Regions from separate parts of the Homo sapiens genome. Here all the other regions are linked to region 5. Evidence: chromatin loops called from intact Hi-C (ENCODE). Cell type or tissue: mammary epithelial cell. All regions are shown on one strand.

Region 1 (4,000 bases), 260 kb after region 5:
TCTGGGAAGATGACCAGGCACAGAAGCTAGGCAGCTAATGGAGAGTGGAGTGGGGACTGCAGAAGCATGAAAGAGAGCGGGGCAACACAAAGACATGAGAAAATGCACTAAAAATACATTTTTTCTCATATTTTCCCTGAAGCTGCTATCCTTGGGTGACCTCAAGAACTTACAGGCAGTGAAAAGTTGCCTTTGCAAAGGCTGCCCTGAGAGACACTCAGAATAACACGGCTTGAAGGGCCCTTCTGGCAAGCGCATCACAGCTGGGTTTCCAGGACCACAAAGGCAGACTGAAACTTTCTCCATTAGCTGTGAGTGTGCCCTGCTGAACCTTGTGGGCCCAGATGGTGCTTATTTTTAGGCACCTTCGTCTTTCCATGACTAACTGGGAACAGTAAAGTATGGAGCTGGGTCTAAGAGCCAAGGCAAAGTCTCTATTTCAGGAAAGCATTACAGCTGGGGAGAAGCTTTGGCTCAGCAGTCTCCTGGGTTCCTGCCCCTCTGTTAAAAGGAGAGACGTCTGTTCACCTTAAGCACAAACGGGGTCATGGACTTGGGGCTGAGGAAGCCCTGAGAACATATCAGTCCCAAATAGCTACAGCTGGTGCAAAAGGAGACTGGGCAAAGAGCTGCTGCTTGACTGTTACCCCGATGCTGCCCCGATGGGATGATTCTGCACTGATGGGCTTTCAGCACTTAGTCCTGGCCTGCCTGGGCCACTCATCCACCCGTGGGCAGGACTCCAAGCCTCCAACTTTCATGACTCTTTGCTCCAGGCCTTGCCCACACTGCATCAAGGCCAGCCTAGCATGAAGCTCTCATGTCCTCAGAAGGCACCTGGCAGAGAAGCTCAGTGTGTGCAGAAAAGAAGTACAAGGTTTTCTGAGAGTTCACTGAGTAAATACAGTGACACACATATAGACTAAGAACCTCAGTCCATTCACTTGGGTATGCAAAAAATTGTGCATTACCTACTCTTCCCATTCTTGAAATCACTATAATTCTGACTCCAAGCTCCACTCTCGCTGGACCTAGAAGTTAAACCTACGCTTTCTTGGGTTTCCTCCTGCAAATATGTAAAAGTCCTGGGGTCTTAACTAGCTTCAAGATGGGGAATGCCCTCAAGGTGTCAGTTGCGGGTCCACACTGGCTGTGGCTGAGACACCCATTATCCCAGGTTCTGCTGCTTCTTTGCCAAGACTAGAAATCTCAGATGAAACAGGGGAACACAAGTGGGAGAACCCAAGCCTCCTACAGGTGCCCTTCCTGTCAACACTTCCCCCCTGAGGCCTTCTCACAACCTGAGTAGGGTACAAATTCTGAGGGCAGGATCTGTCTCTCCCTCCCAGTCACCAGAAATCTCTCCTTCCAGCCTTATTGTTTCTCATATGGCCTGTTCCACTCCAGCCCCCTCCAGGACACACTTCAACCATTTAGGATCTTAGGACAGAGTCTTGAATTTCATTAAAGCTTTTTCTGCTTTCAACCCTGATAAATCCCTGAGATAAATAATCACAAAGCTTGGCCAACATTAGGGGTTAGTATCTCCATTTGAAATAAAGCACAGGTAGCTGAAGTGATGTGTACCATGTGTTGGAGGCAAAACCTAGACAAAGAAGCCAGGTGTGCTGATTGTAGGCAAGTGTCCTGTCCAGGATGCCACCAAATTGCAAGTCAGAGAGCATGCAGCAAATGCTGGCTTTGGAACTAGCAGGCAAGAAACTGAAGGCTCACTTGTGTTTTATTATCAACACTGGGGAAGCTGAATAAAACCAGCTAGTGGTGGGCAGGGAGCCAGCATTGGCTTGATTAGATCTTCACTCTGTGGTTACCAGCCAGTGCCATCCAGGGAGAGCCTGAATCTGGAGGAGAGGCTGTGCTGCCAGTGCAGCCAGCACCTGTGTTTGACTATTTCTACTGCTTGTTTCAAGCAAACAGGCAGTGACGCAAGAAAGGCAGGAAAGAGGACTCTCTGAGCCTGGCATCTGGTGAGGCCAAGTTTTACTGAGCATGCACATTGCTTTTCTACCATCTTGAGGATAAACCACTTGCCCCTCGGTCAGAAGCTCTCCTAACTAGAAGATGTCTTATTTTGGAAACAAAAGCTAAGTAATGGGTTGACTCCTTGGTGTTTATCTCTCTGAAGTCAGCTTCATATATTTGGGGGCTGGAAGGGATTAGGAGACAGGACTGTTGGAAGCTACATCAGGAAGGTGGCTCTATTTTCTGAGATGTCCTCTGACTTTTTTGCAGAGCATCTCACTTCCCTCTGGACACCCCCACCTTCTTGCACCTGGCATCACCACACTGCCTTGCTCCCTTTCTCAGGATGCCACCCAGACCTGAACTTTCCGGCCACTGTATCAAGCACAAAAATGATACTGCCTTCATCATGCTCATCAAAACTGCCATTTTCTGGATGTCATGCTGTGTAGAATGGGGTAGCAGTGGTGAATGGGCCCACATAAATAATTCATTCTAAAACATGAGCCCTGCCAATATTGTTATATAAAAGAAACTTTCCAATGGAGTATAAACTTTACCACAAACTTGAGAATTTGTGTCAGCTCTGTTCGCTACCATGATTTGATAGAAAATTATCTCATTAAACCCAAAAAAACAGGCCAGTAATAATAATATGGTTGAAAATGAGCCTCAAGAGAAATATTTAGTAACATTTGCCAAGTTTGGAATGTAATACATTATTTTGCTATTGTTGAAATCCTCAGCAATAATAACAATGTTGAAAAAGTACTTTCTCAGAAGGGCTGGTAATTTCATAAGTTTAACTCTAATGTATTTGTATACAGAAAATGAATGATATATTGAGCTCCAAAAGAAATAAGGCCCATGGGGCAAAAGGGATATGATCAGGGGAAGGTCAGGTCTTTACTAGACAAGAGGCCTGAGATAAAATAAACATGGTCTTGTGCAGAATTTTTTAAATTTCATGTAATGAGGGTTGTGGAATCAATTCCATGAGTTTTAACCAAACTTCTCTTTGGTATGAAATGGAAATGCAATAAACTATACCACAGATAGTAAGGTCAGTATACACATGTATATAATATATACGAGTTTGAATAATATAAAATGTAACTATGACTGAGGATTGTGGTTTAAAATGTTTGAAAGCAACAAGTTCAAGGCACTGGTTTTAAATTATTTTTAAGCTCAGAATTTTTATGTGGAAGCTTAATATGTAAAATAGATCAAAACAAATCTGTCATCACTGCAGGCACTGGTGAAGGGGGCAGAATTCGGCCCTGTCAGCTCACTACAATCCACCTTCCCGTGAGCAGCAGAATTCTGAAAACCACAGGTCCAGAAATTACACTGCTCCAGAAATTACACTCTGTCAGTTCCCCTAGTATAAGCGTCAAATTGATTCTTACTATTGAGGTTTGAGGGACCCAATAATAACACCACCTATTCCACCTAAATTCTGAATTGAGAGAGACAATAGGATCAACAGATGACAGTCAACTATCAACAAAATACTAATAAAGGCTAGGTTGGGGACTGTACTTAAGTGCAGGGTATCAGTGGATTTCCTAATTTAACTGGCAGAATTAGATAGACCTATGCAGTCACGGCAGCACCGGAAACCTGGAAGGCCCCAACCCTAATTCCCACTCAGAGGCAGAGACTCAGAGCAGACAAGCCCATCCCAAAAGCAAAGGGATGAGAAAGGCTAAGCTAGGCATGCCCCATTCAGAGAAGCCAGGAGTGCTATATTAATTGATACCTCTCCACAAGGAAATAGGAATCAGGTGGAAAAGAGGTTCCTCTCCATGACACTTAGCAAAATGATGTATGCTTTTTCTTCATAGCACTTACTGCAATTAGAATTAATGTCTGCCTCCCTTAGTAGACTATAGACTTTTTGAAGGCAGAGGCTATATCTATTCTATATCCTGTTATATTGCTAGCATCTAGCACACATTTCATGCTCAACAAATATGTGCTACATGAATAAGACTAATGTAAAAATACTGTC
Region 2 (4,000 bases), 930 kb after region 5:
ACAAAGAATAGTTCTATGAAGACTACAGACATAATGTAAAAAAGCAAAACTGGAAAATCTTTAGAATAAGAGAATATCTTCATAAACTTGGGACAGAGATTCCTTTAAAAAGACACAAAAAAGCACTAACCCAAAAATTAAAAAATCAGTAAGTTCAATATTAAAAGTATAAATTTATTTAAAGGTATCATAAACTGAAAAGGCACAAAATAAGATATTTGCAACACCCATAATTAACAAAAGGTTGGTACCTAGAATGTTCTTAAAAAAAAACTTCAATAAATCATTAGAAAAAGAACATCATAATAGCAAAATAGGGCAAAGACTTGAACAGTGATTCACAAAAGAAAAATGCAAATGGGCAATAAATGTATGAAAAGATGTTCATCCTTTTTTAGTAATGAGGCAAATACAAATCAAAATAATAAATATTTTATACTCAGTAAAATTAACAAAAATTAATGTCTGATAATACCAAATACTGATGAGGATGGGATCATCGAGATGTCTTAAGCACTGTTAATGGAGTATAAGTTGATACAAGCACTTTGGAAAACAATGTGAGCTTCTTATATAAAACTGAATACCCTGTGGGTCCAACAATTCCACTCTTGGATCTAGAAAAACTTTTACAGGTATATACCAAGAGACAAGAATAAGAATGTTCATAGCAACACTGTTCATAATAGCAAAAACCAAACAACATATTCATCAATTGAAAAATGAATTTTAATAAATTCTGGCATATCCATATAATGAAATAGTATATAGCACTAAAAAGGAATGATCTAGTTCTATAACAAACGACATGATTGAATATTAAAAGTAAAATGTTAATTACAGCCAGGCACAACGGCTTGCATCTATAATCCCAGCTACTCAGGAGGCTGAGGTGGGAGGATTGCTTGAGGCCAGGAGTTCAAGACCAGCCTAGACAACATAGCAAGACCTATCTCTAAAAGAAATAAAAATTAAAAAAAGTTAGCTGGGCGTGGTAGCTCACACTGTAATCCTAGCATAGCAGGCATCTGTAGTCCCAGCTACTAGGGAGGCTGAGGTGGGAGCATCACTTGAGCCCAGGTGTTCAAAGCTGCAGTAAGCTGTGATAACACCAATGCACCCTAGTGTGGGCAACAGAGCAAGACCCTGTCTCTTTAAAAAATTAAAAAAAAAAAAAAAAGGTAACTACAAACAGCAAGTCCTAGAAAATTATATAAACCATGACACCATTCTTTTAAAATTGAAAACCAAGCAAAATCTAGTGATACATACATGAGTAAAAAACAATAAAAAAAAGACTTTTTAAAAAGCAAAGAATAATAAAAAGAAAAAAATACAACCTAGTCATGCCCTCTTGGGGCAGGCTCAGGGATAAAAAAGCAGCAGAGGCCGGGCGCGGTGGCTCAAGCCTGTAATCCCAGCACTCTGGGAGGCCGAGGCTGGTGGATCACGAGGTCAGGAGATTGAGACCATCCTGGCTAACACGGTGAAACCTCGTCTCCACTAAAAAATACAAAAAAAAAAAAAATTAGCTGGGCGTGTTGGTGGGCACCTGTAGTCCCAGCTACTTCGGAGGCTGAGGCAAGAGAATGGCGTGAACCCGGGAGGCGGAGCTTGCAGTGAGCCGAGATTGCACCACTGCACTCCAGTCTGGGCGACAGAGCGAGACTCTATCTAAAAAAAAAAAAAGCAGCAGAAAGACCTAAGGTACATGGAAGATTCTAGTTCTTAAGCTGAGTGATAGCTCAATAAGGGCTCATTGTATAATTATGCTCTCATTTACATATGACACATATTCTTTTGTATGTATCAGACAGAACATTTAATGCTAATTTAAAATACTTTATAAGAACCACTAGCAGAATTAATGTAGGTTTTAGCATTCTGTCAGTAAAACATAGGTGTCCATGTCTTGAATAACTTTAAAACAGCCTGAACTGTAAAGTTAGCTCTATTCACCCTTTCTAATCCATTTTCGATGGAAGTATTACTACATGATTTTGATAGCCGTGAAGTAACAAGAATATGCAGAAACAGCAGTATACAGAGTGCACCTCTTTACCAAAAAAACCAGAAAGCCCATGTTTCTATTTATTTTCCCTCACCCCATTCACAAGCATTAACAACTATACAGACAAAAGAGGCTAGGGAATATAAAAATCATTATGATTTCCTACATCAGTTACATAATAGTAGACTATTCAAACATAAGTTTAAGAGGGACAGTGACTTTTTTTCTGTATCCCTTGGCATATAACTGATACTCACTAAATACTCTCTAAATGACTGAATAGATATTTGGCAAATGAATCACTGTGTGACTCCAGTGCAGTTTCACCGTCTCACCTACCAAAGATAACATTACAGTGCCCTCTGCTGTTTCTACTTCAAGTGGAAGTAAAGCAACCTGCTTTGCTACTCACATTACTCATCTTTAGTAGAAATCACACTGAAATAGTTAATATAATTAACATATCTGCTGCATCTAAGGAGAACATGAATCAAAAACATTTTTACCTTCTGAATTCAACTCATCAATATAAAATTTGAAGAATTTTACAAGTTTCAAAGTTTGCCTTTAATCTAAGTGGAAGCTAAAATAAGATGAAGTAATTTTTTAAAGTCATAAATAATAATCTGTATGTAAATCCTATATCTCCTTTTCTTCTAAGGTATACATTTCTTAAATACTCCAATAATTTAAATGTCAGTATAGATCACGTACTTTTTTCATTCTATAGTACATGATACTAATCAAGTACCAAGAAATTACAGCTGACGTTTAAGCAGTCAAAAATGTGTATTTAGGGACTGGGAGTGGTAGCTCACACCTGTAATCCCAGCACTTTGGGAGGCAGGCAGATTATTTGAGGTCAGGAGTTTGAGACTAGCCTGGCCAACACGGTGAAACCCCATCTCTACTAAAAATACAAAATTGGCTGGGCATGGTGGTGCACGCCTGTAATCCCAGCTACTCAGGAGGCTGAGGCAGCCCAGGTTGTGTCCTTGCACTAGGTGACAGAGCAAGACTCCGTGTCAAAAAAAAAAAGTGCATTTAACTTTTGACCCTCCAAAAACTTAAGTACTAATAGCCTACTGTTTGCTGTTGACTGGAAGCCTTATACATAATACGAAGAGTCAACACATATTGTATATGTTGTATGTATTACATATTGTATTATGTAATACAATATATACATAAGCTAAAGAAAATGTTATTAAGAAAATCATAAGAGAAAATACAATTACAGTACTATACCATATTTATTGATACCATAAGTTTATGCCATCTGTTTACAAGATGAATCATCAGTTTGAAATAGCAGCAACCACAGCTGCAGACCTCAATCTAGAGCTAAATATTAAGCAATTAAACTTTTTCTTGTAATGTCATGGCCTTTGTCTGCTTCTTGGGAGCAACCGAAGCATCAACAGTGGTACTTCACATGGGTCCCATAGCGTTATTCAAGGTTTACAATATTGCACGAAACATGATGAAAATAGGCAAGAATGATGAGAAATGACTTTTTAAAGCAATATGCAATTTACTGGAGCAAATAACTTCATACAGAGATGATTAGCATCACACAGCATTTTAAGCAGATATTCGCAACACCTGAGCTCATAGTAATAACAGGAAGTGGTTAGAAAATTATTACAGTAGTACGGTATGTACTAGTTAATGTTATGTAGTTACGATTTAATATTGTATCTTTATGTTTGTTTACATTTTTCTCAACTGGGAATGGCAACGTGTACGGTGTGTGTGAAAAGTTTTGATAAATTTTTACTTATGTAATAGATTTGTGTATATTTTAAAGTAGTAAGAAAATAAACTAGTACCTACATATATTTTATGCATTCATGATATACCTAACCTTTCCTTTATTTTTTCTATGTTTCTAAGGTACAGTTCATCTGTGAGTTTTAAATTGTCACAAACCTCAGAAAAATTTTCCAATATATTTATTTTTAAAAATACACATAGAAGTGGACTCGT
Region 3 (4,000 bases), 430 kb after region 5:
AAGCTAGCAAAAACCCTATATTTACAAGACCTGTTGGTTGATAATAAGTACAAAACTACATAAACACAGATTTTTCCCTGTAGATAAAAATCCTAGATTGCTGTGAAGAAACCTCATTCACTTTAACTTCCTTTAAAAACAAGAACGGATTTCCATGCACTGATTTACACCAGGAAATAGTTTTGTTGGTTATTTACAAATGCTTTTGAAGAATGCAGGTGGGATTACACATGAGGCTGCCACAAAAATAAATGTTAGTAAAATCATGACTCTATTCAGCATTAATCAAAGAGCAGAAGAGAAGTTATTATGAAAAATCTTACTCAGCAAACAATAAAAGATAAAATTCCACTAGTTAAAGAGCAATTTTAAAATAGTTACAAACATGAGTCAAATAATGAACACATGTTAACACATATTCAATTCACTGGTGGGGAGCCAGAAGCATGATCAAGCTGGTTTAAAGGCCATTTGGGGACCTGGGTACTCAGAAAAATTAGTGAAATTTGTAAAAGAGAATGTATGAATAAGATTACTAGTTAAGTCAAAAGAGGTTAATGTCCTACAGGGCAATGAAACCATAATCTTTAGAGTTATCTTTTATACCGGACATAAACCTAAATGAACATGTGACCTCACAGAGTCTAGGCCTTGTCAGTAGTAAATAATGAGTAATCCTTGGTGGCCTTTTAAACATTTTCCCATTGTGACATTGATAAGACATGCTGTTCCTCTTCTTTTTTTTTTTTTTTTTTTCTGAGACAAAGTCTCACTCTTTTTGCCAAGGCTGGAGTGCAATGGTGCGATCTCGGCTCACTGCAACTTCTGCCTCCCAGGTTCAAGCGATTCTCCTGCCTCAGCCTCCCGAGTAGCTGGGATTACAGACATCTGCCACAGTGCCCGGCTAATTTTTGTATTTTTAGTAGAGATAGGGTTTTACCATGTTGGCCAGGCTGGTCTCGAACTCCTGACCTCAGGCAATCTGCCCACCTCGGCCTCCCAAAGTGCTGGGATTACAGGCATGAGTCACCACGTCCGGCCCCCTCTTTTTTCTTTATTTCCAAGTTTGCAATTTTTTAAAAAAACCTCTGAAGCTGTGCTTAAATAAAAATTAGATTCTAGTACTACACATCAGAAGAGCTATTATTGAAAAGCCATTCCTAAATTTTGGGTTGTTCTCACCCCTGATTTGAAACAACGATTCCCCATCTCACAAGCCACCAAGTTTGCCTCCCTTTTGTCTCTCCCTATTCTAGTAAAGCCCTGAAAGTTTACTGCGAAAGCCATCTGGTTCTGTCCTCTGCACACGAGCACAGATTACACAAATTGCTTTCCCACTTTTAGAAGAAATATCACAATCTGCCACACTAACGTCAAACAAATTCCACCTGAGAGAAAAATGCTTCTTTTAAGCAAACATGAGTCTTCACTCTCTTGTCCTGGCCATGCACTAATGACCAATCAGCTACCTTTCTTAGTAATCACCTTCATTTTATTGGAAAGCCAATACTACTCTCCAAGCAAAATAATCACTGTACCTTTAACTTCCTCCTAGGTTTAGTTTTCCAATTCTAAATTCTCTTTGGGGACCCTTTTAAATTTGTCTTAATCTGATAGATGAAAATGCTCTCCTAAAACTCCTAGGACAAGCACTCCCACAAATACTGAAATAGATTACATTTCCTTTGCCTGTTTATACCTCCTGTCAGAGTAAAACATGCAAAACTCAGAAAAGAATGTAAATGAAAAACAATAGCAAAAAAATAAATAAATAAAAAGCAAGTAATTGCTTTGGGCTGGGAATTTGCTGTTTGTTGAATGTGCTGGATTTTTTGGTGGGTGGTAGTGCCCCTGATCTGCTACAGGAGTCCATGGCACCAAGCTGGGAAGCACCGGCCTCTGCCTACAGCACACGCACTCCAGACTTCCTCATAAATGAGGCCCATGAAGACCAAAATGAAGGGAAAAGCCTAGCATGTAAATATCTCATTAGCCTGGGCCTGGGCTGGTTGCCCAGCACTGATTGGGTTCCCAGTGACTTCTTTTAGGATTGGGGCCAGGACTTATTTTTATGTTCGATCTTGAAGCAATTTATTCAGTTCCCACAAACCTCCTGGTATTGTGAAAACTTCAGAGTCCACAGTGGCAGTCTCTGAGAAGGGTGTTTGAGTAGACTAGCCAGGAGAGAGAAAGACAAAATGCCACAAAGACACATAATGAAGTAGAGAGCCGTACCCCTATTGGTGAGAACAGTCCAAGTTTTGATCTGCCAGTCAATCTCCAGAGCTAAATTCCCACACCAGCTTGAGTAATCAGCTGTCACACCCTCCAAGGGAAAACCTCCCATGTAGGAGGTCATGAGGGAAAAGAGGCAATGGACAGGGAAATTTCATGTACCGATCACTAACACATTCCCAACCCTGCACAAGGTGCTTTAGCTAAATTATTCTTCAAATTAACCCCATGAAGAAGGACAAGAAATAAGAACCTATAGCCACCGTGTCATCAACCCCCATGCTCACCTTTAATTCAATGAACAAACTCAGGCCATGTATAAAACTTGGGAAGCCAACTTCAGTGCCAGAATTAATTATGTAACTTGAATAAAACCAGATTTAATGATTCCTTTTCACTTGACTCCCATCACAGGCTCATTAGTAAGGACAGAAATTTACCCCAAAGTGAATCACACGTAAGAAGGGCTACTCAGCATTCTTGGAGGATGAATGGTAAATGTCCTCCCAGTTGCCTAGAGACGCTGAATATACAGACAGCTATGGCTCATGGAGGGATTTTTTTTTTTTTTCTCCCTCTGACCTCTAGCCAGACTTGGGCTGAATATCAAAGGCCAAGTTCTTGGTCACATTCATATCTCCCTGGGCCTCTAGAAAAAGGTTGAGTGGGTTAGCTGAGGTGCAATAGTCAGCACTTTTCAGCAGGCAGGAACCATCCGTGCTGAAGGAAAGATAGCACACAGGGTGCCCAAAGTCATAGGTTTCTTGAAAGTCACAGGATTTTTGAAGAAGACAGGAACTATGTTTTTTAACATATGCTACTAAAACTCCAACCTGTGATCCTAAGAAGCTGAGGATATGGAAAAAATCTGATGGTACTAAAGCTTTCCATTCCCAAAGGAAGCAATGACCTTTGACATTTATTCATTCAGTTATTTCTCCAACAGGTAGTTATTGAGAGGTTACTATAGACTAGAGACCATTCTAGGACATGGGCAGCAGTGAACAAGACAACAGTGACAAAAAGATTCTTTCGTTTTTCTAGTTAAAGTAATAAGTGCTTGGTGACAAAAACTATAAAATGGAGGTAAACTGGAAAGAGTAACCACCTGAATCCTCCCAACCAGGAAAAAAACAAAAACAAAAACAAAAAAACAACTGTTAACTTCATGGGGTGTACACTCTCCTTTTCAATCTATTTCTTTTTTTTTCCTCTTTTTTCTTTTTTAGAGATAGGATCTTGCTCTGTCACTCAGGCTGGAATACAGCGGCATAATGATAGCTCACTGCAGCCTCAAACTCATGGGCTCAAATGATTCTCCTGCCTCAGCCTCCTAAGTAGTGGGGACTACAGGTTCTCACCACCACACCTGGCTGCTTTTAATTCTTTGTAAAGGCGGGTCTCACTATATTGCCCAGACTGGTCTTAAACTCCCAGCCTCAAATGATCCTCAGGCCCTGGCCTTCCAAAGCACTGGGATTACAAGTGTGAGCCATATTTGCAGTCCAGTTAAAGACTAATTTCCTAATTCCAATAGTAAGACTAGTAAGACTTTTTTCTTTTTAACAAGTGAGTTAGACCCAATAGAAATGAAGAAAACAAAAAGGAAATTCAATGGATCCCCAAGCCCTCCTCACTCACCCCCTGGGCTGCTGGCCAGGAGAGAGCAAGTGCTGCAGCCCCCACAGCTCCCAGTTGACTGCAGGAATGCAGGGGGCAGCATCATGATAGCCTCAAATACCTACAGGCCCTGGTTCATAGCCTT
Region 4 (4,000 bases), 290 kb after region 5:
GCATGAGTGCTGATATCCAGCCTGCCTCACTGTGCCTTTCCATCCCCCACCTTCCTGTGCATGCAGACCTCCTTACTATTGCTCTCTGCCTGGTTTCTCAGGTCCCTGTTTGACCTTGGCCAGTCTTCTAGTTGCTCTTCTCTTAAACCAATAATATGACCTGACACCAAGAACTGCTGGGGGACCTGCTTTTGATGACCTACTGCATTTTAACATAGGGGTCATCACACCAGCCTAGCAAACATTGTCAGAACCCCAGAAGCTTCTTTAAAAACTAGTCAAGTGTTTCAGTAGCCTGATACTAAATCCCTCCAGTCTGTGACCTATTCATTCGGTTGGTACCAAATGCCCCCTGAGGTTAAACAAGGCCCTGAAAAGATAATGAGATGAAATGGCTTGACCTTCAGGTGGAAGATCTCTCCTTTCCTTCCTAGCCTCTAGCTGGCTTAGATTATTTTTATCATTTTTCAAAGCAGCAACGTTTATTTCCTCTGCTTCAGTGAGCTGTGCAGATGCAAGGTCTGGAAGGAATATTTAGTGGTCGCCATGGTTACCATTAGTCATATGAAGTTATAGCGCATGTGCTGATTCCTCTCTTCACAGCTGTAAAAAGAAAGCACGCTTCAAAAAGCAGGCTTGCTAGGGCTCTGAAGACTTTAATTCTGTAATGGGTCCAGCTCCTCTGGTCATTTATCTTGATCTGCCAGTTTAATTAGCACTTTAAAGATTTTAGGCAGAGAAGATTTCATAGAACATGAAGCTAGATGGACATTTTGAGATTTAGCCTCACCTTCTGATTTTACAAATAAGGAAACTGAGGCCCAGAAAGGAGAAGGGACTTAGAGCCACACAGTGAGTCAATTAAAGTCATCAAAGGGGTATGCTTAGTAAGTACCAGGGCCAGGGCTCCTTCTAGCTCCGCTATATCTCCCAACCTAACTGGCAGACTGAGTCATGTGAAGCTCTAGGATGGACAAGGACTAAACAAGTTCAGTGCAAGGCAGGGAAATCTGATCTCACAAGAAGGGGTTGGATTCCTTAAAATGGGGCTTAAGCCAAAATCCAAAAAGGGTCTCCAAGACCATTTTAGGCTTGGAGTATCAACTGAGTTTTATGATTGGCTAAGTCCAGATGGCACAAACAACCACTATTTCAAAATGGGCTGTTCGTCTACTGGTTCTGACCAGTTTTCTAAAAAGTGGATGCCCCGCAAGTGCTGCAGCTCCTTCTGTGGGGCCTGACTTCTCGCTATCTTGCAATTTCCCTACTCTCCCAGCTCAATGTTCAATAGAACCTCACTTCCAATAAGCCCAGGACTATGGCTCTTCTGATGTTTTGCAATTGGCTAGATATAAAAATAAAATTGCACATAGAACATCTTGAACAAGGGTCAACTATCTTCACACTTTTTAATTTAAGTAAGACTTTCTGTTTGATGGACTCAATATTTAACGTGTTTTTGCCTGAATAACCTCAACATTGGATAACCTGAACAAACACTTCTTCACAGACCTTGTTTCTAGGTACTGTTCCTCACTAGAAGGAGCTAGGATTCCTTGGAGAGAGGAGGGCCAGAGCAAAGCAAGACAAGAAGGGTCTGGAATATCTTATACAAAAAAGTGTACAAAAAATGATGAAGGCTATGTCAAAAAGACTTAGGGCCAGCTTCAAGGGTACCTATTGGCTAAATTTGGGACAATTTAAGCTTCAACAAGAATTAAATGGCAGCATTGGATCTAATTCACTGAATAAAAATAAGAATCCAGCTAATCAATGTAGAAGAAGTAATAATAGTTGGTAAGTCAATCATCTTTTTTAAAAGACATCATAGTAATAACTGATTTTATCAAGATTCATCAACGGATGCTAAAGCTATAGGGTAAAAGTTTGAAGAAGACAGGATATTAAATAGTCTCAAAATATCTTCCTGTAGATTATAAAGAGAAATGGTAGTCTTCTAGTGGAGATACCTAGCAATCACCAGTTTATAAAAAGTGATCAAAGTTAATGTCATCAGTAATGTGTGCCTCTAGGTGGTGATATGTTGTTAAGGACACAACATCATTGTCATGGTATGCTTGCCAAAAGTGCATAATCTGAACTTAATGATGAGTAACCCTGAGGCAAACCCAAATCATGTGACATTTCTACCAAACGTCTGGCCTGTATACTTCAATAATGTCAATGTCCTGAAAAACAAAGCTAAGGAACTGCTTCAAATTAAAGGAGATTAATGAGCCATGACAACTAAATGCAATCTGTGATCCTGAATTGGATGCTGGTTCAGGGAGAAAACAAACAATTACAAAAACATTTTTAGGGCAATTATTAAAATTTGAGTATGATCTATATATTAAATAATAGCATGTATCAATGTTAAACGTCCTGAATTTGATGTTGGTACTATGGATCTATAAGGGGAAAAGGAGTATGATGTTTGAAACTAATACTTGAATGGGAAAGGAGGGAAGAAGAGAGAATATAAAAGAAAATGAAGAAAAGGTTAAAACAGGCAAATTCAGATGGGTTTAGAGAGTTAGTTCTTGGTACTACTCTTAAAACTTCTGTAAATTTGAAATGATTTTAAGTTAAAAAGTAAAATTTAGAAACTCTCCAATTTGAAGGGATCCTAATGCAGGTAGCAGGTAGGAGCAAACAAGACAAGCTCAAACTGACAATTTACAAGTCAAGAATTATTTAACTACAGCTCAAAGTTCTAGGCAGAAAGAAATGTATATTAATTTATTCTTTAAGAAAACATTCATTGAATAATATTAATAATAGTTAATATTTGTAAGCACTTTGTGTGGGTTACTTGGTTTCCATGTTGCAGCAGATTGCATTTTCTAAATATAAACATATTGAACTACATTCCATCCTACATGCTTTTCTTAAAATGTGATGTTTACAACTTACATCAAGAGATGGGGTATACTTTTCTTTTTCTTGAACCTGAAAAGGCCTTTAACTACTTTGACCAATATAATAGCATGGAAGAGATGGTGCATGACTTCTGGGGCTAGGCCATAAAAGGCATAGAAACTTATCTTGTCTCTTGGATTGCTTGCTCTGAGAATGAAAAGAAATGGTTATGCAAAAAATGCAATGGGGCCGGGCGTGGTGGCTCATGCCTGTAATCCCAGCACTTCGGGAGGCCAAGGTGGGCAGATCAAGGTCAAGGCCGAGGAGGTCAAGAGATCAAGACCATCCTGGCCAACATGGTGAAACCCTGTCTACTAAAAATACAAAAATTAGCTGGGCGTGGTAGCTTGTCTGTAGTCCCAGCTACTTGGGAGGCTGAGGCAGGAGAATCGCTTGAACCCAGGAGGTGGAGGTTGCAGTGAGCCAAGTTCGCGCTACTACACTCCAGCCTGGTGACAGAACGAGACTCTGTCTCAAAAAAAAAGAAAAAATGCAATGGGAACACACTGATGAGAGAAGAAATAATGTCTGAGTAAAGCTTCAAAAACAGATCTATTATGAGATCCCTCATTTGCCACATGAACCAGTGAGGGAGCTGCTGCAGGCCTACATGAGCCTACCAAACAAGCAGACACCCCTGCCTCACCTTTCCCTAAACATAATTATATTCTCTCATTGTGTTTTGTTCAAGAAAACTTGATTACATGCCTTGATAATGCAATGGATTACCCATTAGACATTACTATCTTAGAATTTAACCATAAACATTTTGCAAACACCATATAAAACCAAATTTGAAGCCCTCAGTCCATCATCCTAATATTGGTACAGAAGACAATGAACTGATGTGACACTCATCTTCGTACCTAATAAAAGCCTGCCAGTTCTGCGCCTTCCCCAATGTTTCCAGCAGTCCCTCCTTTTATTCTTTGTTCACCACTGGGTATGCAGTCAGCATGTAATAAATAATAAAAACAACTTTTCTCTTTAGTGCTTGTTTCTTCTGCTTTCTAAATTCTTTCAGTTCTCTTAGACATAGTAGTTCCACATTCTTCAAATAGCACACTAAAGACTCAAA
Region 5 (4,000 bases):
GATTTCATGATGTTAATAAGATGGTGGCATTGCTACTTCATAATTTCAAATTCTCTAATTAAAAAGTCTAGCTACCTGACACTGGGAGGTGTGTAAATGCAGGCTTTAACATAATACTTTTTATCATCCAACAGTGATTTTAACCTCTTTTTGTTTACCATTCCCTTTACTATGTGATGAAATACAGACTCTTTCCCCAGAAGAGCACATGTTTGCATAGACATAATAGCACTCTTCCATAGAATCCCTAGAGGATCAGGCTACCAGTTTAGGGGGCCTTGCCTTAAAGCAACATGAGAGGAGTGTCTCAGAAGCCTGAATCTGATCTTTTAAGCACTAGAGTGTCCTGCTCTTAGAGTTGCCCAGGGGAGGTAGAGGGGATGGAAGCACTCTTTACCTTTAATAAATAAGCATATGCCTTCTTCTACAATTATGATTTCAGTATGATTAAATAGTTGCATAGAACTATACTTCTCAAGACTCCTTTGACGGAAAGTCATAGAAACTCAAAGTAACTTATGTAAAAAAGAGGATTTATAGTCCCATAACCTGGATACTGCATCTAGGAACTCAACAGTGTCATCAAGACAGTAATGCCCTCCCTCAATCACTGACATGTTCTCTCTCTCTTTCTCTCTGTCCCCCTTCTGTGTCTATCAGCAATTCTAGGATGTACATTCTTAACAGAAGAAGAGCTTCTTTTTCTGAAGAGTTATATCAAAAGTCCCAGGTGACCACTTATGTTTAGTTTTATCAGTATTTATCAGTTCCATGCATATTTTTGTTTTTATGGCTACTACACACACACACACACACACATACAATCTTTAAACAAGATAAAGTAGGCTTTTCATATTTTATATGACACATTGTACATTATACTTAATAAACATGTATGTAATTATTATATAACTATTTTACATTAGTTACATTCATATAATGTATAGGTATATTATATATATACAAAATTATATATATAATGTGCATGTACTTATGAAACTTGCTTTTTATGTGGAATATATTGTTTTTAGATATATTCATCTCGAATCCATGTAATGCTAGTTCATTCTACCACAGTAAATAACTTTTGAAATTTGTTTATAAAAGACATTGTGCCTTCCATCTTTGTTGCATTCTCTCTCTAGCTCTTTCTCTCTCTCTGTCTCTCTGGGATCACTCATTCTGGGGAAAGCCAGCTGTCGTGTTGTGAGCAGCCCTGTGGAGAGGTCCCTGTGGTAAGGAACTGAAACCTGTCAACAGCCACATGAGAGAACTTGGAGGCAGCTCATGTAGTTTAGTCAAGCTGTCTGATGGCTGCAGCCCGACCTAATTGCAGCCTCCTGGGAGACCTTGAGCTGCAAGCTCCCAGCTGAGCTGCTCACAAATTCCTGACCCTCAGACACTGTGTAAATGTTTAAGTTGCTAATTTGGGGGATAATTTTTACACAGACAAACATAACTAACACAATATTGAAGCAAATCTAAGAATTTATCAATATATCAGGTTTTGGTGGGGATACAGACATGAAATTTTTTCTCAGTAGAAATAGTTTTCCCTGGTTCTTGCCACTAGAGGGCAAATGGTCACAAATAATGGCTTTTTCTATTTCCATACAACTCAGATGTCCGATGCAAACATTCTTAGAGACCATCTGCTCTGTTGCCTTACAGATGAGTATACAAATGCCCACAGACATTAACTTACTTGTTCAAGTTCACACAGGCTAGATCTTAACGTAAAAACTCAGCTGCAGTTAATAACATACAAACCAGCTATTTTTAAATTTTTTTAAATTTTTGTGATATACACCTGTACACCATACATCTATGTATATATATATATACACCTATGTGTATACATCTATACATAGGTTTATATATTTATGGGGTACATGAGATGTTTTGATACAGGCATGCAATATGAAATAAGCACATCATGGAGAATGGGGTATCCATTCCCTCAGGCATTTATCCTTTGAGTTCCAAACAATCCAATTACACTATTTAAGTTGTTTTAAAATGTACAGTTAAGTTATTATTGACTATAGTCACCCTATTGTGCCAATCAGTTAACTATTAATTAATGCTGCTATTTCTGAAAGTCACTAGGTACAAATAAAGAAGGCTTTATCTTTTTTATTTCAACTAGCATGTTAAAATTCCTAAGATCACAAAATTTATGATAACAACCATTGCCATTTATTGGGTACCTATTATGAACAACTTATTATACACATGTGCTACATGTCTTTTCATTTAATCTATCTAATGAAGCTTTGAAACTTACGCCTATCAATGCATGAGGGTCAGTGTCTTGTCCAAGGACACGTAGCTAGAAAGAAGGAAAACAAATTTGATTCTGATAGACGTTAAATCTCTTTGCAATATTTTTCTTAGGGCACAGCTCATAGCCTCTGATTATACCAGAAGTTTGTTGCTTCTGGAAACTTTTAGTATGTTGAGACATTTAAATGATTGCCATATAACATTGGAACAGAAAAGAAAAAAATTGATGACTCTCCTTCCCTTTTTCCCAGAAAAATTCTCTCTCTCTCTCTCTCTCTCTCACACACACACACACACACACACATATTGCCTCTTTCCTTCATTCTAGCAGACCAGCTTTGTGATACTGGTTAACCTTCCTAGAGCTTCATTTTGTTGCACCTTCTTCATTTCTAAAATAAGAATACACCTACCTCTTTTAAGCTCTCAGCAGGGATGCTGTGATGATTAATGAAAAAGTCTTCATGAATCTCATTTGATTTTGCAGAAGACAGAAGTTTAATAAAGCTGAAGAATCATTATAATGGTAATTAGTCATATTTTAGGACAGATGGGCAAGTGTCTGGCAGTGGTGGCTTAGCTGGAGCTGTTGCCACACCAAAGCAATAAAATAATGTCAATATGTCAGCCACATCAAGTCAGACGCAAAGAGGGTGCAATAGCAGCCTACTTCACACACTGCTTTGTTCATCATCTCTGCTTGGCACAGACTGGGACAGAGTTACAGCATTTCTAAGACAGACAGGCAGGCAGTTCGAGAAGAGCCACCTCATTATTGTGGCATATAATCTCCAAAGATAGCCACCACTGATAGCTTCCTTCCTTGTTGATATGCATGTTACTCCTCACACTAAGAGAGTGAGGAGCCCCTTGAATCTGGCCTGGCCCTGTGACTTGTTTAGATCGAGAGAATACTGTGGCTATGACTCTGCTAATTCTAGGTCCAGCCTTTAGAAAGACTGGCAGCTTCTGCTTCCTCTATCTTGGAAGAATGATGCAGGATAAGAAGTTCAAATACCCTGAGCCCATCTCACTATGAGAAAGCCCAAGCTAGCCATGTGGAAAGAGGGACAGAAACAGGCCTGACCAGCTCTCGGATATTCCAGTCATCCCAACTGAGGTTCTGAATGTGAGTGAAGAAGCAATCTTAGACATTTCAGCTTCAGTAGATACCATGTGGAGCAAAAGAACTGTTCAGTCCAGATTGTTTTTAAGCCATTGTGTGCTGGCATGTTTCTTATATAGCAATAGATATTTGAGACACCTATCAACATTTAAAATAGGGTCATATATCTCTTGATATTCTCTCTTTGCTAAATGAAGTAGAGGATTTCTTCAGAGAAATGAAATAAGGGAAAAACAGTAAGAGTTTGATACAATTGAGAGGATAGTTGCCTTTTAGAGGATACAAATTTTAGTTTTATAAAAGTCTGATTAAGATAGAGCAGTTATCTTTTCTTTGTTCACTCAGGCATTCATGCTCAAATATTTGTTGAATAAATATATTGCTTACTATACATCAGACATATGGATTATACACACACAGTCTCCAACTTACGATGGTTGGACTTACATCATAACCTTCATAAATTGGAGAGCCATCATGTTTTTCACTTTCAGTACAGTATTCAATAAATTGCATGAGATATCAAACACTTTATTATAACATAGGCTTTGTGTTAGATGATTTTTCCCAGCTGCAGGCTAATATCAG
Region 6 (4,000 bases), 130 kb after region 5:
GAGGGGTGGCACAGAGATAAACTGCGGTGGTGTGGTATAAAAGCAGGAACCACATTGGTACCAGAGAGGTGGAGTTCACTGGCAAAAAGAGAAGATAAAAGACAAAAGGCTAGGGGTGGCCTTTGCCTTGGTCTTCAGAGATCTTCAATGATCTTCAATGATCTCTGAAGACCAAGTCAGAGGCCTCCCCTAGCAAGTGTTGGAAGCGAAAAGTGGAAGAGGAACTGACTCTTGTATTTTAAACTCGATCCCCCAGCCCTCCAGGAGATCCAGGTAGTGGGCAGGGAGTTATCAGAGTCATGTCATAGAGAAGTCTAAGAAACCCAGATAAGGAGATGAGGGATGAGTGTCACCAGGAAGCAGATCCCTGTATGAGAATCAGTATGTGGCAACAGAAATCAAACCACTTTCAACTAGACCCAAACTTAATGTAAAGACACATCTTCTAATATATCCCAACAGGGCTGAAATTAATCCTAGAGATGGAGAGTTTTGAACCTGCAGGGTAGGATAGGCAAATGATTACACTTGACTAACTAAATGGACCTTGAGGTTGACTTGCCAACACCCAGACCCACTATCTTACCTACGTTTTTGTCCATGGAGGCAAACCAAGAGGACAGGGGATGCTGACTCCAGGCTGGCTCCACACATAAAGCATGCTCTTAGGGCCTAAAAAATCAGAGTATTTTTACCATCTGGCCCAAGACAAATATTTGGGCTGCAAGGCAGGAGGGAGCATTTGCCTGAGGTTTTGGGTCAAATAGTAACAGGTTTTTCAGGCAGTGGGTGTAGACCTGGGAGTTGTTGGCAGCCATGTTGGGACAAAAGCATAGCAGCTTTGGCACAAAGCTGCATCACTCACCACTGAGTATCAGAGAAAAGGACAGAAACCAAGTCCTTGGTGATGCAATTTTGTGACTGGATCAAACCAATCCTGACACCTATACACTTCTGAATTTCCAGTTATGTGAGCCAACAAATCTTCTTTATGGCATAAGCCAGTTTAATTTGTGTTTTCTGATATGGTAACTGGATGCATTCTAACTGAGACAACCTTCAAAGTGATCAGGTAGGTGTTCATGGAGAACAGAACCTGGCAAAACATGCTGGAGAAACCAGGGAAGTCAAAGATCAGAGAAGGCTGGTGTAGCCAATGAAAACTACACAAGTATCTTGAGAAGTGTCTCTGAAGAAAAGGTAGATGTGGCAGATGAGGAAGAGAGTAGGCCTTGCCATCTGCAAGAAGGGTGTGACCCACCACACAGGAATGGGCTAGGACCAGCTGAGCATGGCCCTTCCCTTCCCTTGTCTGACAGTTATGGAAAGGAATTCTTTCATTTCCTGGTGAGCAGCAGCTCTACCCATTGCATCAGCTTGCTGTGCTCGCCTGGTGTCTGCTCCTTAATCAGACATGGGAGCCAGGGCAAGTGAATGCCAAGTTGTGAAAATAGAAGAACAGGTAAATGGAAGTTCTCTCCAATTTGCATCTGGAGTAACACAGGGGTGATAGATGTGAGAAAGCCAAATTGCTAGGTAATGTACACATCAGGCATAGCTTGCTGCAGTATGATATGGTCATGAACAACTTTCTTTGAGAAATTTGCCTCGACTATCAAATGTGGTTTTCTTTTCCTTTAATGTTCTATAATTAGTTAATAAAAATGTCTGTAATCCAAATTAATATCCATAATGTACCAATCAAAATCAGAGATGTATGATATACTCAGACTGGAGATGCTGCTCTTCCACAATTCTACAAACAGGCATTTGCCCCAGGTCCTCGGTGGCTCCACAAGCCCCTTGTGTGAACATGAAACAGCCCATAGAGCAGAAAGAAAGGCAAAAATAAGACTCAGTGGGTCGGGCACAGTGGCTCATGCCCGTAATCCCAGCACTTTGGGAGGCCAAGGCAGGTGGATCACTTGAGGTCAGGAGTTCAACACCAGCCTGGCCAAAATGGTGAAACCCCACCCCTGAAAAAAAATTAGCTGGGCATGGTAGCGCATGCCTGTAATCTCAACTATTTGGGAGGGTGGGGCAGGAGAATAGCTTGAACCTGGGAGGCAGAGGTTGCAGTGAGCCAAGATTGCATCACTGCACGCCGGCCTGGGCGACAGAGTGATACTTTGTCTCAAAGTAAGTAAGAAAGAAAGTAAATAAATAAATAAATAAATAAATAAATGAGACTCAATGAAAATCTAGAATTTAAATGGTAAATTTCTTAGAAGTGAGCCCCTCTTGATTCCCCTCTGGTTTTCAAAAGGAAATCCTCATTCATAAAATGTCTGAAAATGACTTTCATAATTGAAGCTGTGACTCTTAGTTTGGGGCCCTAGCATGCCAGCAATTCAGTCAGATTATCTGAAATAATGATTTATCATTGCAGATAGTCCAGCAATAATTTCAGATACCACAGCCTCTGCTGACACTTTTCAGATGTTTTCCTTATGATAAATTTATCTGTTTTTACTTTTTTCATTAAATGTATCTGCTCTGGTGTCTTTGTTCCTTCTTCCATTAGTCTGGAAATCCTTGTGCAAGCCTGAGCCATAAGCTATCCCTCCATCTCTTGAAGAACACAGTAATGGAGTAAGAATTCATAAGTGTATGCCTCAGAATCCTCAGATATCTGGGACCTGGGAGTCTCAAAATCGAGGCTATGCAGAGCTGGATAAAATAAAACTAGAATCAGGGTCCCCTGAGTCGTGGAAACTACTCCAGTATCCAAATGTATCTGAGCCTCTTTGCACATCCAGGGAAGACTAAAAGTATTTTCCAGCCTATGAAATCAATTTCTTACAAAGATAAAAGGAAATTATTGTTGGTCTTTTTACTTTATGACCTACCTCTTTGTAATAAGAATTGAGGCAAATTTGTCATCAAATGCTCTTTGCAGAGAGGTAGGATGTCATAATGGAGGGAGCCCAGGCCCTGAGGTTAGACATAAATGGAGATGAATACAAGTTCCCTCACTGATCAGCTCTATGCCTTCTGGCAAGTTACTTAATCTCTCTGACCCTTGCTCTCCTTTGCTATAAAAAGGGGTTATTGATACCTGCATTTTGGGCATGTTATATGGATTAGGAATAATCTATTAAAAATGCATAGCATAGTGGCTGGTACAAAGTAGACATTCAACAAATTACAGTTATTATCATCATTTTCAAAGTAAATTAGTTTAAACATTTAGGAATCGGTTTATGCTTCCAGATGACTACATAAACCTGAGAGATTTTTTTTTTTTTTTTGCCCCATATAAATTTTCTGTAATTGTATACACTGGCTGTGAATCCAGTTATGAATCGAGAATAATATATTTAAAGTAATCTTATTCCAGATTAAAAATAAATTCTAATGGTTTGCCTCAAAAAGAGAAACAATCAAGCTTCCCATTAAGACAAATTCAGTAACCACAAAAGCATGCAGAGCTAGACAAAAGAAGATAGTACTATTCTTTCCACGAGTGTGTGACTCATTTTCAACTCAAAGATGGTGCACAGGAAACAAACGCTCATTTACCCACTAGGCTGCTCGGAGCCTGCAGGGATACAGACAACACCCCACTCATATTTTGCACATTCAGGCAAAATGTTATGTCCTTCCTCACTGGATTCAGTCCCATTTTTGCAGGTGTAACTTTTATAAGCAAGACTGAAAAGAAAAAAGAAAAAAACATGTCATTTGGGAGTGCATTCAAAGCCCATTAAGATGACACATTCACTCGTATTTCTCTTTAACCTTCAGGCCACAGGACAGCCTCCCAACCCAGCTAAAGAATCAAGGGCGGAAGGCCAAAATCATCTGAAAACAAATATGATACTTCAAAAATGTCTGAAAAGGACAGGTGTGCTTTTCAAGAAGGCTTTCCCTCAGTGGCTTTACCTTTTGTGTGCGGCCCGGATGTAGCTGATAAACCAAGGCTTTCTGACTTTGCAGCTTGATAGATATAATTTTCATAGTATATGGAAAGATAATGCACCCAATGTATTGGACAGTT
Region 7 (4,000 bases), 97 kb after region 5:
TTAGAAATGCATTCTTAGGTGGAAAACTATAAAGAATATCAAAGTAATTAGCATAGTAGTTAGCATATTGACTATTTTTGAACTGGTAGTGATTGGAAAGCTGCAAGGGGGGCTTCTAGGGTATAAGAAATGCACACATTCATCTGGTAGGTGACAATCACATGAGTTTTCTCTGTAATCACTGAGGTATATATTTTAAAATTTTGTCTACTTTTCTTTCTGCATTATTTCACAGTGGAGAAAAGTTAAAAGAAAAGAAGCAGATGATATAGTCTGTCAATTCATGTTAAAGTGCTGCAAAAAGATCAAATGGAATGAGAAAAAAATAAAAGCTTTAACATTTGATAGTTACAGGTAATGTGCAGCCTTTGGAAGTTTCAGGGAAGTCACAGGGAGAAGAAGTAAAAGAGCCAGCAGTCAAGAGTTAAAGATAAGCAGATAACAGGAAGCAGACAGTAAGTCCCGCCTACTCCACTTTGGAGGGAAAGAAAGAAAAAGGCACAATGATAGCAAGGAAGGATGATGCTACTATTTTATTTTTTGGTGTGTTTCTGTTAAGACTGAAACAATTTGTGAGTACCTTAGTGGACAAACAGAAATGAACCAGTAGAAAGGGAAACTGTAAAAAATGTAACAGAGATGTGATGATTATTGGATCAACACCCTCTACACTGTGGCCTCCAAACTAAACTGTTTTACATCTCCTCCTGCCCTTTGTCCCAACATTTCACAGAGCATGTGGGAAAGGAAGTCAAAATAAGAGAAATAAGAGAAAGCTACATGCTCCATTGTCCATCACCATTTCCCCAGCCGAGAGTAGATTGGAGTGAAGAGAAAGGGAAGTTTTGCCCCGAATAAGGGATTAATGTTCTGAAATAAATTGTCCTTGAGTTTGGAAGGCTTGAAAATGGATTTTTTTTTTTATGTCTGAAATTGCCCTAAGAAGCAGTGAGATTCACTGGTGGTAAGGCAGAGGGAAGGATGAGGCCAAGGTTCAACCAAACTTAAAGACAATTAGGCAAAAGGAATAAGCTTTAGTGATCTATTGTACAGAATGACTGTAATAAATAACAATGCAGTACATATTTCAAAATTGCTCAGAGAGTAGACTTTAAATGTTTTCACCACAAACAAACGGTAAGTATGGGAGCTGATGAATCTGTTAATTAGCCTTATTTAATCATTTCGCAATGTAAACATAGATCAAAATATCACTTTGTACCCCATAATATACACAATTATTATTTGTCAATTAAAAATAACATTTAGAAAAAAACTTAAAGACAATAATGAGAGAGAAAAAAAGCTGGCTAGTGATTTCTCCTGTAGTGGATGCTGTGGTTTTCCACCTAGTCTCTCTCCATAACCTTCTCAGGGCTGAAGCTCTCATTTCTCCAGTATTGTGGGTGTTGGCAGCTGCCTGCTCTTAGCTTTCTCAGGTTTGCCTAAAGCCAAAGACAATCACCCTTCTGAGGTCATACTTCCTTCCTGTGTCCCATGACTGGCCTGTGTAGAACACTGTGAAGGGCCCACCTGATTCCAGAGCTCCCTACGGAATGAAGTGAGGCCTTGGCCTTGACTGCCATTCAGCTTATCCTTTTACCCCAGGATTTCTCAAATTCAGCACTATTGACATTTTGACCTGGATGATTCTTTGTTGTGGTGGCCACTCTGTATATTACAGGGTATTTAGCAGTGTCCTTGGCCTCTATCCACTAGATGCCAGTATGTCTCCAGATGTTGCTAAATATATCCTGGGGTTCCAAACCTTCCCAGTTGAGAACCATGATGCAATCCTGCCCTTTTGACAGTACCCCCTGAGGCGCTGATCCTAAGAGCATTCCCCAATAAACTTCCTGCATACAAATCACCAGATCTGTAGCGCACGCAACAAATTCAGTTCACTCAATAAACACATGTTTATTTATTAGTAAAGTATACCTGTACTACTGTAATTATATCATAAACACTATAGAGCATAAACAAAGAATAATTTAAGGTGAGATAAAAAAATAAACATAATTAGTAGTTCTAGCATTTTCCCCTACTCCTCAAAAGAATGTTTACTAGCACCTTCTAGGGAGCCTAAACCCTACATTGGAGATCAGTACCCTGGGAGCTGGGAGACATCAACAAAAAGAATGTAGGTGGAGTGTTCAGCCTTACTAACACTGAGTTAAGGGAAAACAGGGAGGATACTTAAAATAAAAATACTAGGGGTGACATGGTGATGGGCGGCAAGGTGGAAAAAGTCTGGTTTATATCCAGATGGTATTGATCACTTCAATAGGTATTAGATAAAAGGGACTTGTAGCTAAATAAAGGTCATGTCTTACAGTGTCTACAAATTACCTACTTAAATTCCTATGAAAAAAAAGTAAAACGAAACTTTAAAAGGTAGCAAAGGTAATGAGAAGTAAAGATAAGAAAGACCATGAATCAAAAGTTCAGAGGGAATTGCTTTTAGTTGTATCATTATTGGTAGGCCAGGCGCAGTGGCTCGCGCCTCTAATCCCAGCACTTTGGGAGGCTGAGACATGCAGATCAATTGGGCCCAGGAGTTTGAGACCAGTCTGGGCAACATGGTGAAACCCTGTCTCTACAAAATATACAAAAATTAGACTGGTGTGGTTGTACGTGCCTGTAGTCCCAGCTACTCAGGAGGCTGAGGTGGGAGGTTCACCTGAGCCTGGGGAGTGAGAGGCTGCAGTGAGCCATGATCGTGCCACTGCACTCCAGCCTGGGTGACAGAGACTTTGTCTCAAAAAAAAAAAAAAAAACAAAAAAGTATCGTTATTGGATTATAGATAAATTCTTGAACTTCCAACGCATTCTTTTACCTCTAAACTTAACATTAGGCCATCACAACATTTTATGAGCTTATTAAAATAATACCATACCATTAGAAATAAATAGAAATTTTTAGAGATTCACACAGAAACTGACAGATAATTGTAGTAAGATACTTCATTCCATTATCAGTCCATTTTAGACGAAGTAGTAAAAATAAATGAGATACAGGCTTTGAATAATGTTAAGTAATAATGTTGAAAACATGTTTTTCCCATTTACATTTAAGGCCTAAGTTTCTAACCACTCTTGGAGCATTCTTCAGCTTTTTCTGAAAGTGAGAGAGTTTCAGGGTAATAATCCATGTATCCTCAGGACCAAGTCCCTCATAGATAGAGCTATAGAGGCCAGGTACGGTGGCTTACACCTGTAATCCCAGCACTTTGGGAGGCCAAGGCGGGCAGATCATGAGGTCAGGAGATGGAGACCATCCTGGCCAACATGGTGAAACCCCATCTCTACTAAAAATACAAAAATTGGTTGGGCATGGTGGCGTGTGCCTGTAATTCCAGCTACTCAGGAGGCTGAGGCAGGAGAATCTCTTGAACCAGGGAGTCAGAGGTTGCAGTGAGCCAAGATCGCGCCACCGCACTCCAGCCTGGCAACAGAGCAAGACTCCATCCCCCCCCAAAAAAAAAAAAAAAAAATAGATGAATCTATACACCTCTGTGTATTCTAGAAAAGCATGGGACAAGCTCTTTTCTCAAACACGACAGTAAATGTGTATTTAATATTATATCAAAAGAAAAAACAAGAAATAATTTAAGAGAAACTTGATTGGAACATTCTATTTTTTTGGTAGTCAAAAAGTAAAATAAAACAATCAACAGCAAGATTGATCAGCCTAACTACCTAAAACAAAGCAATCATCAAAAACAAATAATATGTACTCAAGTTTATGTCAATAAAATGTAAACCTTAGATGAAACTGATACATTCCTAGAGAAATATAACCTACCAATACTGACTTACCAAAAAAAACTTTGTATTATAACTGTTAAGTTGACTAAGCATTTAAAAATCTACATTCAAGGAATAAATGAGCTGAAATAAATTTACAAGGTGAATTCCACCAAACATTCAAAACCAGGTTACCCCAATCTTATTAAAACCCTTAAAAAATGAACAAAGAGGGAGCAAACATTCTCTA

The links. Hi-C counts contacts between places; a loop is a spot of excess contacts. Peaks named below come from ENCODE experiments on the same cell type or tissue, not always from the same donor. Only the 100,000 strongest peaks of a DNase experiment are listed, where the experiment ranks them.
Region 1: it touches region 5 in a loop (3-fold over the local background); 3 of 110 quality-filtered maps call a loop at or near these places.
Region 2: a loop joins it to region 5, with 7 times the contacts of the local background. A loop is called at or near these places in 25 of 110 quality-filtered maps.
Region 3: it touches region 5 in a loop (4-fold over the local background); 5 of 110 quality-filtered maps call a loop at or near these places.
Region 4: a loop joins it to region 5, with 3 times the contacts of the local background. A loop is called at or near these places in 12 of 110 quality-filtered maps.
Region 6: it touches region 5 in a loop (2.3-fold over the local background); 4 of 110 quality-filtered maps call a loop at or near these places.
Region 7: it touches region 5 in a loop (9-fold over the local background); 8 of 110 quality-filtered maps call a loop at or near these places.

Annotation. Positions count from the first base shown.
Region 1 is chr12:75,782,929-75,786,928 of GRCh38, forward strand. All of the region lies in intron 1 of LOC105369844 (a long non-coding RNA gene), which reads right to left. Among named protein-coding and RNA genes, the nearest start is that of PHLDA1-AS1, 250 kb to the right of the region's middle. In mammary epithelial cell, no CTCF peak of the experiment used is centred here; a DNase peak (open chromatin) is centred at 1,863; H3K27ac peaks cover 549 bases.
Region 2 is chr12:76,453,566-76,457,565 of GRCh38, forward strand. The region is part of intron 3 of OSBPL8 (oxysterol binding protein like 8); the gene reads right to left. Among named protein-coding and RNA genes, the nearest start is that of OSBPL8, 100 kb to the right of the region's middle. In mammary epithelial cell, a CTCF peak has its summit at 2,374 (motif pointing left); a DNase peak (open chromatin) is centred at 2,326; H3K27ac peaks cover 3,430 bases.
Region 3 is chr12:75,951,466-75,955,465 of GRCh38, forward strand. No RefSeq gene overlaps it. Among named protein-coding and RNA genes, the nearest start is that of PHLDA1-AS1, 77 kb to the right of the region's middle. In mammary epithelial cell, a CTCF peak has its summit at 2,303; a DNase peak (open chromatin) is centred at 2,726; H3K27ac peaks cover 2,931 bases.
Region 4 is chr12:75,815,020-75,819,019 of GRCh38, forward strand. The region is part of intron 1 of LOC105369844 (a long non-coding RNA gene); the gene reads right to left. Among named protein-coding and RNA genes, the nearest start is that of PHLDA1-AS1, 210 kb to the right of the region's middle. RefSeq lists a silencer at 504-563. In mammary epithelial cell, a CTCF peak has its summit at 2,019 (motif pointing right); DNase peaks (open chromatin) are centred at 562 and 2,082; H3K27ac peaks cover 2,634 bases.
Region 5 is chr12:75,525,541-75,529,540 of GRCh38, forward strand. The region is part of intron 14 of LOC105369844 (a long non-coding RNA gene); the gene reads right to left. Among named protein-coding and RNA genes, the nearest start is that of KRR1, 16 kb to the left of the region's middle. In mammary epithelial cell, a CTCF peak has its summit at 1,570 (motif pointing right); no DNase peak of the experiment used is centred here.
Region 6 is chr12:75,655,522-75,659,521 of GRCh38, forward strand. LOC105369844 (a long non-coding RNA gene) reads right to left here. Exons shown (of 16, transcript XR_007063375.1): 8 at 3,523-3,654. Among named protein-coding and RNA genes, the nearest start is that of KRR1, 150 kb to the left of the region's middle. In mammary epithelial cell, a CTCF peak has its summit at 1,505; DNase peaks (open chromatin) are centred at 1,320, 2,040 and 3,500; H3K27ac peaks cover 4,000 bases.
Region 7 is chr12:75,622,255-75,626,254 of GRCh38, forward strand. The region is part of intron 9 of LOC105369844 (a long non-coding RNA gene); the gene reads right to left. Among named protein-coding and RNA genes, the nearest start is that of KRR1, 110 kb to the left of the region's middle. In mammary epithelial cell, a CTCF peak has its summit at 1,709 (motif pointing right); DNase peaks (open chromatin) are centred at 1,597 and 1,727; H3K27ac peaks cover 413 bases.